Regions from separate parts of the Homo sapiens genome. Here all the other regions are linked to region 2. Evidence: chromatin contacts called from ENCODE Hi-C or POLR2A ChIA-PET data. All regions are on one chromosome and are shown on one strand. Each heading gives the region's core, a stretch centred on a gene start or an enhancer-like site at or near the end of the contact. The rest is flanking DNA. Distances are from core to core; before and after follow the strand shown.

Region 1 (3,695 bases), core at 417-2,916, 370 kb before region 2:
TATAAATAATATATTTACAATCTCTTTAATGTAATATGAAAAGAGTTACTAACAAAGTCACAGGCCTGTGAGTACTACTGTGGTTTGTTACCAATTGAATACATTTCAATTGGTGGTTAGTGAAAATAAATATGTAATTAAAAAAATCCACAGATTCTCCTCCCTGAATCCTCTGCCCTAGATCATGGACACTTAACTGGCCTCTCTGCCTCTGTTCTAACCAGAACAACTACTCAAGAGGCCAACCTCAGAGCTCTCCAAAAATGCATCTCTTATCAAGTCTCTTCCCTGTATAATGACTTTTTATGGGTCCCTATCATTCACAGTAGCATTCTCTTCCAGATTGTAGAAATGGAGCTCATTTGAAATGCAAATTTCCTGGACCTCCTTTGATTTTGCTGGTCTGGGTTGAGCCTGGGACTCCGCATTTTTAAAAGCATTGTGAGACAGTCTTGCACTGGTGGTCTATACACCAGATTTTGCAAAACAAAATAGAGTCTGAACTCACATAAGTATGGCCTTCAGTACTTTCACAGTGTGCCTCACTGCGTCAACCTTTCCAGTTCTATTCCAGCCTCACACGGTTTCCATTCATTCCCAAACAGTCGAGGACTTTCCCACCTCCCTCTCTGGAGAATCCCCTTCCCTCCCACCCCTCCTGCTGCTCCTGGTCCACACCATGCAGGCATCTCTCTGCTTGCTTCAATCTTTCTCATCATTCAAGGCAATTATGAACTTTTCCCCCAAAGCCGAAAGCCTCCCTGACTTCCTCACTCAGGCTGAAACAATCTTGTTCTCCCTGACACTTTCCAGTCATACTATGTGTAATTACTTATGTCAGGCCTCTGCAAAGGCAGAGGGCTTCAAACTCTGAGCTTCCTAAAAGATTGCTGTGAATTCATTTAGCATTCACCATACACAAGAAGAAGGAGAAAGTATTGCGCAGCAATTAGGTACTGGGTAAACTAGTCACTAGGGGAATAAGACAATGTCCTTACTTTCAAAGAGTTTGTGTTCCCTGTTCATCTTCCTCACTGTTTATCTACTCTAGCCCTTTCTAAACAGTCCTGAAGTAATCTATTTCAGCCCACATTAATCTTTTATTGTTTGACCCCCGCCCCTAGACGGATAATCAGAATCATGCTGTTTTGGCATTCATTCATTCATTCATTCATTCATTCATTCATTAACTGACTCATTCATGGTTTATTGAGTTCCTACTATGTACTAGGCAATATGATAGTCACTGGGTATATATAACATGGGAACAAGACAGTACATGCCCTTAAAGTTCTTAGAGTGTCGTTAACTGCTCTCTCGTTGCTATTTTTGTTTCCCTCACGAGGCTGGAAGCTCTTTGAAAGCAGGGAAAGACTTGTGTTTTTTGTAGTCTTCACTGCCACTAGCCTAGCACATTGCTGACACAGCGAGTGTTCAAATACCCTTGAAAGAGTGAGTAAAATACTTGTTTTCCAAGCCGCCTTTCCCATTCAGAGCTTCTCTTACCTGATACTGCTGATCTGAAAGAAAAGGAGCCTCTTTGCAGTGCCCTCAGGAAAAGCTCCTTCGAGAGCTGGAGGTGGGAGTTTGACTCTCCTCTCTCAGAAAAAGAAATCGCAAGGGCACAAACCGCAGCAACTCTGCCGACTGTTGCCAGGACGCATCTGTCGCTAAGAGAAAAGAGGCGAGTCCTCTGCGAGACTGACAGAGCATCTCTACCAATACAGTGTCCGCTCCCTAACAGTATCTTTCAAAGCAGACTTGTGATTGGTTGCCACTATGTGACGTCACTCAACGCGAACCGGGTGAGGCCAGCAGCTTTCCACTACCAAGGAAAGAGTTTTGTGTCTTAAGTATATTAATGACAGTGGCCCGGCCTGACCCCAGGTCTAACAGGCTCGGTCCATGCCTCACACCCACCGCAATCTCAGCCAGAGAAGAATCTTTCTGGGGTGTGGACCCTAGGAACCAGGAGAGAAAATGTTAAGGAGGCTGCCCGCTCAGAATCCTTTCGGGCAGCTTTCCTGCCCACCCCCTGCAGCGAGCTGGGCCCTCCTAGGGAGTGGAGAGGAAGCTGCGCCCCACTGGTTGTCGTGGGCGCCCCAGAACCCTAATGGGTTACATTTCCTTCTTGCCAGAATAACTTTTGTTTAGAATTTGACTCAAGCTGTAAATATGAGTCTCCGGGGAAGAAACTTGAATCCGTGAGTAACCCAAGGTTCATTTTATCTGTGATTAGGAGTCCGGTGGGATTCATACAGTGACGCTCAACTCTCTGAACACTGTTCTCCTCCTTTCCCTTAAAAAATAATTATAACTGTCTAATTTGTAAAGTGGCAGAATTTAATAAAGTAATGTAATTGACTGCTGTAATTGGTGTAAATAAATTTTCACACCTAATTTAAATAAAATCTTTAATTGAGAAAAGGCTGATCATTTATAACATATGAGAGTTCAGGGGGCTGCTGCGGTGGCTCATGCCTGTAATCCCAGCACTTTGGGAGGCTGAGGAAGGCAGATCACGAGGTCAGGAGATCGAGACTATCCTGGCTAACACGGTGAAACCCCGTCTCTACTAAAAATACAAAAAAATTAGCCAGGCGTGGTGGCGTGCACCTGTAAGTCCCAGCGACTCAGAAGGCTGAGGCAGGAGAATCGCTTGAACCTGGGAGCCAAGATCGCACCACTGCACTCCAGCCTGGGCGACAGAGCGAGGGTCCGTCTTAAAAAATAATAATAATAATAACTTCCTAATTTGTAAACTGGCAGAATTTAATAAAGCAATGTAATTGACTTCTGTAATTGGTCTAAATTAATTTTTACACCCAATTTAAATAAAATCTTTAATTGAGAAGAGGCTAATCATTTATAACATATGAGACTTTAAGGATCCTGAATGAAGATTTTTACGTTATGTGCAGAAAGATTATATAGATTCTTTCAAATTTCTGAAGAATTTGTGTTCACAAAATTCAAATGAATTTTACAATACAAATTATGAAGGAAAAAAACTAAAAAAGAGGTATTATCTAAACATTCTGACAACTTTTTTCCAGCTTGTCCACTCCCAGGAAGTGGAAGATTCGTTTTCCCCTGGGCTCAGTCTTGAGTCTTCTTTTGTCACTCTTCGCACTCTCCTGGTGGCGTCGGCATCATATATTCCCCTTAGCTTCAGCCATCACCACTAAACACACTGGACTTCCATTTCTACATTCTCAGCCTAACATATCTCTTAAATTCCATACCTGAATTTCCTCTAGCTACTGGACATTTCCAACTACCTGTGTAGTTCAGTTCATGTTGTTTAATAGATGCTAAATAAAGATTAAATGTAGTGAATGAATGAATGACCATAGCACCACAACTTAGCAGAGCCAAAGTCAACTCATTATCTTTCAGAAACTTTTTTTCCTTCTTTATTTTCTACCCTAGGTAATAGTATCATTGTCCATCAGTTGCAAAACGAAATCTGAAAGTCATCCTTGACTCCTCTTCTACTGCCCACAGTCAACATATCATTTAAGTTCTGTCATTTTTCTTTCTTAATTGTCTCTCAAATAATCCATTTTCTCTTAGCCATCCTCTGCCTCTGCCTTATTTCAGATATGCCTTATCTCTCACCTAGACGGTAGCAATAGTCTTTTGACTTGTTCTATCTCTTTCCCTCTAATTTATTTGCCAAGTTGCCACATAAT
Region 2 (3,725 bases), core at 431-2,930:
CTCATTATGAGTGCACAGTAGAGTTTTCCAGACGCTACCTGAAATAGCACAACAGATCGAATGCACAAACAGATATGAAAATCCAAATGCCTTCTATTAAGCAAGACATTAAAGATATGGGCAAAATTTTAAAGTAACACCATTCTTTTAACTAATTTTTTGAAAATAGTTATTTTTAATTAAAATGCGCTATTTGACATTTTTATTTTTATTCATTATTATTTTAAAAAATAGCAATTTTTAAATTTCTGTTTTAATATTAATAGCTGTAACCAACATAAAGAAAAGTTCTTGGGGCTCTCAATAATTTTACAAGTGGAAAGCGGTCTTGAGACCAAAAGATTGAGACCGCTGGTTTATTCAGGCAGATCTTATTCCTTTCCCGGGGTTGCTGAGGTCAGAGCTAAACTTCCCAGAGCTCAACTAAGCTTGGTTCAAACCTTTTAAAAATGTAACTGTTAATGGTAACGCCACCTGGGCTCAACAGCAGCTAGACGGGCCTCTGATTGCTTGGCCAAAGGAAAAGAGGAGGATTTCGTTGGGCCCTGAAGTTGTCACCGTGGCGTGCTTCTTCTGGCCCTGATCTTTCATCCAGGATTGGGGATACGTGCATGCAAACTGGGAGGTGGACATTCCTCCCGCTCTTGTTTTTCAGTGTTAGCATCTTCACTCATACTGTTTTGGTTTCAAAGTGCTCTCAGGAGTCTCCTTAAAACACCAAACCTGTTTTTCGCCTTTTGAATAAATCCCTTGGCTTCACCAAAACTAAACAAAACAAAAATCAAAGAACATCTTTGTGTAACCTATATGCCTGTGATTTCTCCATCTGATCTCCTTTCTCTGGCCTCTTTTCTTTTCTTCCCCAGTGAATTTTAGGCTGCCATGAAACCAGGGAGGAGACAGCCTGACCCTGGCCACGGGTGCAGCAGGCATACATTTTCATCGCACATACTTTGTCGAGTGGGTGTAAGACATTTTTGCATAAACTGAGTTCACGAATGCTATTTCTTAGTCTTTCCTTTGCCCGCGGTCTTCTGCCCAGATCCATTTCTTCGCCCTAATTTTACATATAACTTTCTCCCGGCTGGATTGTTTGCATCCACGACTCCCGACGCTTGAACCTCCCGTTCCTTGGACCTGACCTAATTCTAGGTGCCCGCAGTTTATTTCTCCACTTTGGCAAACGCACGTGGCTCTCCTGGAAGCTTCACTTTTGCTGCTAGGCTGGGTGTTGGGGTTCAGTGGGGCTCGGAAAACGTGCTCTAAAGTAGCCACGACCCCGGTCCCTGCAGAGTCCCGGCCCCCACAGAGCCCCGGCCCCGGACGCTGCAGGCGTCAGAAGGGGGCGGGGAGCAGAAAACGGCCGGGTGAATCACTGGGCGTAACAGGTGCCGCAGCCGCAGCTGCGCCCGCAGCGCGCGCGGACCGCAGGGATAAGGTCTTCTTTTTCTCCGGGTTTTTTTGGAGGTAAGGAGGAGACTACCGAGGCCCCCACCCGACCAATGCAGGCCACGGTTGTTCATCGCCTAGCAACTGGCGGAGCCAATGGGAGGCGGCGGGGCCTGCGGCGCCGGCGCGCGGGGGCGGGGTGGGAACCTCGGAAACCTGCGGAGGCCGGGAGGCGGCTGCAAGGGGCGGGGAAGGCGGGAGCCCGCAGCGGAGGAGGGGCCGCGGGCGGGAGGCGCTGCGAGGCGCTGCTGGCCCTCGGGCTGCGGGAGCCGGGCTAGGACGCCGAGCGGTGACTCCCCGCCGCTCCCGGGGGCCGTGACGGTGAGCAGCAGCGCCTCGCGTCGGGGATTGTGACGCGCCCCGCCAGGGAGGGGCGGGCGGGGGTGGGCGCCGGCAAGGGGCGGGCGCGCGCGGAGGTGAGAGCCGGCACCTGGCTCAGCGCCCCGTTGTTCGGCGGGAGGCTCCGCGCGGCTGTTGGGGCCGTTGCAGGGTGCGGGCGAGCGTCGACCCGGGCCGCTCCTGGAGGAGGAGGTGGGAGGTAGGTGCTGGCCCCGGGACCGCTCTCGCTGGCGTTCGCGGAGCTGCGCCTGCGGAGCGCTCTGACCCGGGGAGCCCCAAACCCTCTCTGGGATGGAGCAAGGTTGGCGCCCGGCGTTGGGGGACGAGCAGCGCGGGGACGTGGGGGAGGAGGGGATGGCCGATTTGGGGCTGCAGAGTCTCAGCAGCGGCCGTGGGGCATGCGGGGTTTGGCGATTTGCTAGTGCAGCCGCAAGAGGCAGTCTTTAAAACGAGTTATTGGGTGGCCGCTGCAGTGGAAGAGAACCCCGATAGTGGTCTAGTAAAAAGTCTAGGGGAAGAATTTACATCATCCAAGAGGCAGGCATGTGTGAAAATACTTTGGTTTATAATTTTATCATGAAAATACTTTGGTTTAGAATTTTATAGTCAACGACAGTAAACTGAATTGTGAGCTCCCTGCACATTTTTTGAGCCTATGCTGATTGCCCAGTTAGGCATATCGCTTGGGCCCAGGACATAGAATATACTAATTTGCTGTCTGCACGTATAATGTAGGAATTTTTAGATTATTACCCAGTTTCAGGACCCATAGTTGTAAATGCCAAACTGCGATTACTAGCAACGCTGATAAAGTTCTTGAATCTGAGAGAATTGAGATTTCTCTTTTCTGGACGCTGTAATAGGTTGAGGATTAGAAAAGAAGGTGATTTAGAAGTGTAAGGGTGGAGGCTTCTTGAACTTCCTGGGCTTTCTAACAATTCAGATTAGAGTCAAGGTGTAGAGTTAGCTGTGGGTGATGGATGTCATGGACCTTTTCATGGTTCATGGGGGTTTGGCTTACTGTGGGGTAGAAGAAAATTCTGGTGATCCTACAGTTTGATCCTGAACTAGAAAGGTTGGTATGAGTTGACTCATTTAGGAGAGTGAATAAAATTTGTAAAGAATTAGAAATTTGGAGAGGAAAGAAATGCCTTTAAAGTTCACGTCAAGCTATTTTGAAATTTAGAAGTTAGAGGTAGATTTATGAATTTGGATCCAGTCGGCAAAACTTGATCCATCAGATCTCTTATCCTAAAACTATCAACCTACAGGCTTAGGAAGCTTAGGTTATTCATTCACACTAAACAAGTAAGGAAAGCTAATAGCTAATTTAACACTCTGTTCTGCCTGCTGTTAATGAAGGTTTCTCAAACAAAACGGTTCTTTGAGAAGAGGGTTAGGAACTGATAATTAAAACGAAGGCTCTTTTAGTGACTGGCTGAACCTCTTAGGCCAAGTCATTTTGTACTCTTCCTTCCCTTCTCTTTCCCCAACTGTACAGGGAAGATAAAAAGCTCATGGATTACGTAACATGGGTGAGGCAGCTTGAAGATAACTGTGAAGACTTAGTTATTCTAGGATGAAATGTGGAGATCTCATAACACATTGTGCCTTGTGACAAGACTTGTTAAAGCACATTATGTTCTAAACATAATGAGGCAGATATATGAGAAAACTAAAATGTTACGCTGAAATTGTTTGCTAAAGACCTCAAGTCCAGCACAGTGTCCAATTGTATACTTGGGATCTCCTAGTACTTGACAGTCTGCTTTTTGGCCAAAGCAGGCCGTGACACCGGTTTTATAAAGTAGGCGTTTGAGTGCCTTTTATGTAGTATACCCCTAGAGAAATTAGGTGCATGAAAAGACACCGCCCCCAAATTGTGTGATTTTAATTCATTTAACATGCTTAAATTGGATCGATTTCAAAGATTTTTA
Region 3 (3,656 bases), core at 91-2,590, 510 kb before region 2:
TAAAGAAGGAAAAACAGACTTAAAAGAGACATCGGTGGGTGGGTTTTGTTTTGTTTTTGATAAAAGAACTCTTATAGAAAAGGAATCGCTGCAAATTTCTTTTAGCTAGCTAGCTCTCTGGGCGATTAAAATGATTGATACATTTCTAGAACACATGCACCGAGATACACCTGCACTCGTACTTTGTCCGTCAAAACAATCTTTGTTTTCTCTCAAGCTAGGACTTGCTGTGCCTAAGACACACCTCGTGCAGCGGTGGCGGTGAAGGTGCTGGGGTGACAGCCAGGAGGGCACTTTCCCTTTCTCGGGCTCCCTAACCAAAACTTTGCAGCCACCAGCCCAAACTCACGTTCCTGCTCGTTCTTCTTTCCCCTGCCTCAACTCTCCCCGCACCCTTCGCGCTCTGTGCGCCCACCCCTGCTTCCGTCGGTCAGCTTCAGCCGACCTACTACTCAACCTACCGGCCCGCGCCCTCCGCCTCCACCTGCACCACTCGCCCACCCCGAGAACCCACCTCTGCCGCCCCCGGCCCGCGCGCCCCGTCGCGGCCCGGGGCTCCGGGGCATGCGCGTTGCGGCGCCACCGCCCTCCCCCACGCCTTCCCGCGGCAGAGTTATGCCAAGTATGTGAGGAGCCGGCGAGGGCCAGCGCCGGTCATGGGGAGCCGCCGCCGCCTCCGCCTCCGCCTCCGCGAGCGCGGTTTTCTCCCCAGCGGGGCTCCGACCTCTCCCCCTGGCGGGGGTGAGCCTCGCGGCTAAGGCAGAGGGGATGGCGGACCCTCTGAGGAGGACGCTGTCCAGGCTCCGGGGAAGGCGGGGTCCCCGCGGCACCGGGGGGCTAGGGCTCCGGGCGGCAGCCGCAGCTGCGGTGGCGGCCTCTTCGGCAGCCGCGGGAGACGCCTGGGGTGCCGCAGACACCCTCCCACGTGAGCACGCCGGGGGACACGGGCGGAGCCTACAGCAGCCCTCGCCGTCACCTGAGGCGTGGGGTCCCGGGGCGCGGGTCCCCGGAGGGCACCCGGAGCAGTTGGGGGCGCTCGGGCCTCGGCCGCGCGGCGGGCAGGAGGCCGCCCCCCAGAGCCATGGGCTCGCTCACGCCCCTCCGCACTCCCCGGAGGGCTCCGAGGACAGCGGAGAGGAGGAGGAAGACGACAAGGACGAAGACGACTACGACGCCGACTACTACGAAAACCTGCCCGGCGGCTCGCAGTCTGCGCCCGAGCCTGAGGGGGCGGAGGCGGAACGGCGTCCCCCGCCTCCCCCAGCGGCGGGCTCCTCCCTGGGGGCGGAGGGCGGCCGCCTGGAGACAGGCAGGCTGCGGACCCAGTTGCGAGAGGCCTATTATCTGCTGATCCAGGCCATGCACGACCTGCCCCCTGACTCGGGCGCGCGGCGGGGCGGCAGGGGCTTGGCGGATCACAGCTTCCCCGCGGGAGCCCGGGCTCCGGGCCAGCCGCCTTCCCGCGGCGCCGCGTACCGCCGAGCCTGCCCCCGGGACGGGGAGCGGGGAGGCGGCGGACGCCCTCGGCAGCAGGTGTCCCCGCCCCGGTCGCCTCAGAGGGAGCCGCGGGGAGGCCAGCTGCGGACTCCTCGGATGCGGCCGTCCTGCAGCAGAAGCCTCGAGAGCCTCCGGGTGGGTGCCAAGCCGCCTCCCTTCCAGCGGTGGCCGAGCGACAGCTGGATCAGGTGCGGCGCGCACCGGGACTGGGACGAGCCCCCGCCACGTGGAGGCAGGATGGACGGCTGGAGTGGGGACCGCGCCCGGGCGGCTGCACCCACCGGCCTCCAGCCTCCAGGCTGCAAGGACCACGGCTGCTCCTCGGGAAGCCCTTTCAGGGATCCAGCGGGGTCCTCTGTGATACGCAGTGGCAAAGGAGACCGCCAGGAAGGCCCCTCCTTCCTCAGGCCGCCGGCAGTGACAGTCAAGAAGCTGCAGAAGTGGATGTACAAAGGGCGTCTGCTGTCCCTGGGAATGAAGGGTCGTGCCCGTGGGACGGCTCCCAAAGTCACAGGAACGCAGGCAGCCTCCCCAAATGTGGGCGCTTTGAAAGTGCGTGAAAACCGTGTCCTGTCGGTGCCTCCAGACCAAAGAATTACGCTGACAGGTAGGATACTTTGCGATGAAAATGCTAGCACCGCGAGCCTTACTGTTTACCGACTGGGCTTCTGTCTTAAGAGCCAAGAAAAAGTTATGTTTTTGCGACAGGTACGTTACCGGGCGAAAGTAAGTGTCATGTAAGTGGCAGCTTAAAGTAATTTCGGGGTTACTTAATGTAATGCATTTACTCGTTTTGCTTTTTTTTTTCTTTTTAATCAGACAATGGCATGAAGAATTGAGGTTGTGATTTCTTCTCGAAAAACCAGTGTGTCTATTCCCTAAGTATTACCTAAAGGAGTAAAGGTTAAGTATAACACACTTTTAGTAGGTTTACAGATGGGCGGCACTGTCTTGATTTTTATTCTTTGTAGCTCTAGGCAAATCCGTAGACTTTTGTGGAGTTTGTAAATTTGAATTTGATTCAAGGTAGATTTTATAGGCTTCATAAACTGTCATTTTACTCATTACAACTTTTTTTTTTTGCCTCTCCCAGGCACGCACACACATGCATACATACACACAACCAAAAACCCAAACAAATCAAACAAAAAAAACCCTACCATAAGTAGAATTTTTTAGTCAGGTAGTATTTCACATACACCATCTCTCCACCTGCCTCCCCCCGACAAAGAAACCTCAACAAAGTAATCTTTTTATTGTGAAAAATCAAGGACACTAACATTTTAATCAAAAGAAAAATGTTCCTCAGGTAGTTTTGTTTTTAAAGCAGTCATTTGCAAACTTAAATCCTATTTATAAGAGAAGTAAATTAGTTTTTTAAAAAGTATATTGATCCTTATAATAGGATTAAGCTCCCTATTTTGTATGTGCATGATTTTTAACTATCACTGAAGGTTTAGGTTATCAATTCTAGAAACCAGTCAATTATGTTGTAAATATCAAAATATCTTTCCTGAAAGGAGTATAATATCTTCAAAGTGAGCCAAAACAACATGGTCTTTTGAATACTCTTACATATAAAAATTTTTAGTGATCATAAAGACTTATAAGTCAGGAATAATTTGGAAAACATTAAATCCTGAAATGTAAAAGGTATTCACAGTACTTGGCGGTTTCTCTGGTAGTAATTATAAATCCTACAGGACTGGATTTATACACATTAACTTTGTTTAACCAATAAACACACAACAGTGGGGAGAAACAAAGTTCACAAAACTTCTTATCAAACAATGAAGACAAATCAAATGATTCATTCAAAGTGTGTGCCAACTTGCAAAGTTTTTTCCTGTCTATACGGCTCTAATACACACCTGTCAAATTTTATTCTCAAGGTTAAATATTCCATTTCACTTGAACAAAAGGATAATAGAATGTAAATTCTTTGTTGAGAGGTGTACTTTATACTAAGTTCATATTAAACATGCATTTCCAGGAGTAATTTGTAATCATTTATTATATTTTATTGCCACAATATTTTTACCTCCCCCCCTTTGGCTTAGTTTTAACTCTTGGTACCATAGTTGAATTTCAGCCATAACAAAAAATAGTCAAATATTTTTCACCCTTTTGTCACAGAGCTAAAACACTTACCATGTGAT

Evidence for each region. Hi-C counts contacts between places; a loop is a spot of excess contacts on that map. ChIA-PET counts read pairs that join two places held with the same protein, here RNA polymerase II (POLR2A). Pooled maps may share reads with other maps.
Region 1: a loop to region 2 is called in a map of naive thymus-derived CD4-positive, alpha-beta T cell, with 4 times the contacts of the local background. The contact joins the promoter of DNAI3 here to the promoter of SSX2IP in region 2. A Hi-C loop is called at or near these places in 1 of 168 maps with a recorded cell type or tissue (naive thymus-derived CD4-positive, alpha-beta T cell) and 8 of 50 pooled maps. POLR2A ChIA-PET finds 5 or more read pairs at or near these places in 1 of 52 experiments (Panc1).
Region 3: a loop to region 2 is called in a map of CD8-positive, alpha-beta T cell, with 5 times the contacts of the local background. The contact joins the promoter of SYDE2 here to the promoter of SSX2IP in region 2. A Hi-C loop is called at or near these places in 3 of 168 maps with a recorded cell type or tissue (CD4-positive, alpha-beta memory T cell, CD8-positive, alpha-beta T cell and naive thymus-derived CD4-positive, alpha-beta T cell), 2 of 37 single-sample maps with no recorded cell type and 15 of 50 pooled maps. POLR2A ChIA-PET finds 5 or more read pairs at or near these places in 2 of 52 experiments (Caco-2 and H1).

Annotation. Positions count from the first base shown.
Region 1 is chr1:85,060,298-85,063,992 of GRCh38, reverse strand. DNAI3 (dynein axonemal intermediate chain 3) reads right to left here and starts at 1,666. Exons shown (of 23, transcript NM_145172.5): 1 at 1,507-1,666. RefSeq lists an enhancer at 1,531-2,031.
Region 2 is chr1:84,688,416-84,692,140 of GRCh38, reverse strand. It overlaps SSX2IP (SSX family member 2 interacting protein), which reads left to right and starts at 1,680. Exons shown (of 14, transcript NM_001166293.2): 1 at 1,680-1,770. RefSeq lists a silencer at 1,469-2,228.
Region 3 is chr1:85,198,700-85,202,355 of GRCh38, reverse strand. It overlaps SYDE2 (synapse defective Rho GTPase homolog 2), which reads left to right and starts at 1,340. Exons shown (of 7, transcript NM_032184.2): 1 at 1,340-2,104. The coding sequence starts at 1,360. It overlaps LOC124904207 (a long non-coding RNA gene), which reads left to right and starts at 2,114. Exons shown (of 2, transcript XR_007066199.1): 1 at 2,114-2,205; 2 at 2,317-3,656. RefSeq lists a silencer at 452-1,601 and an enhancer at 1,614-2,225.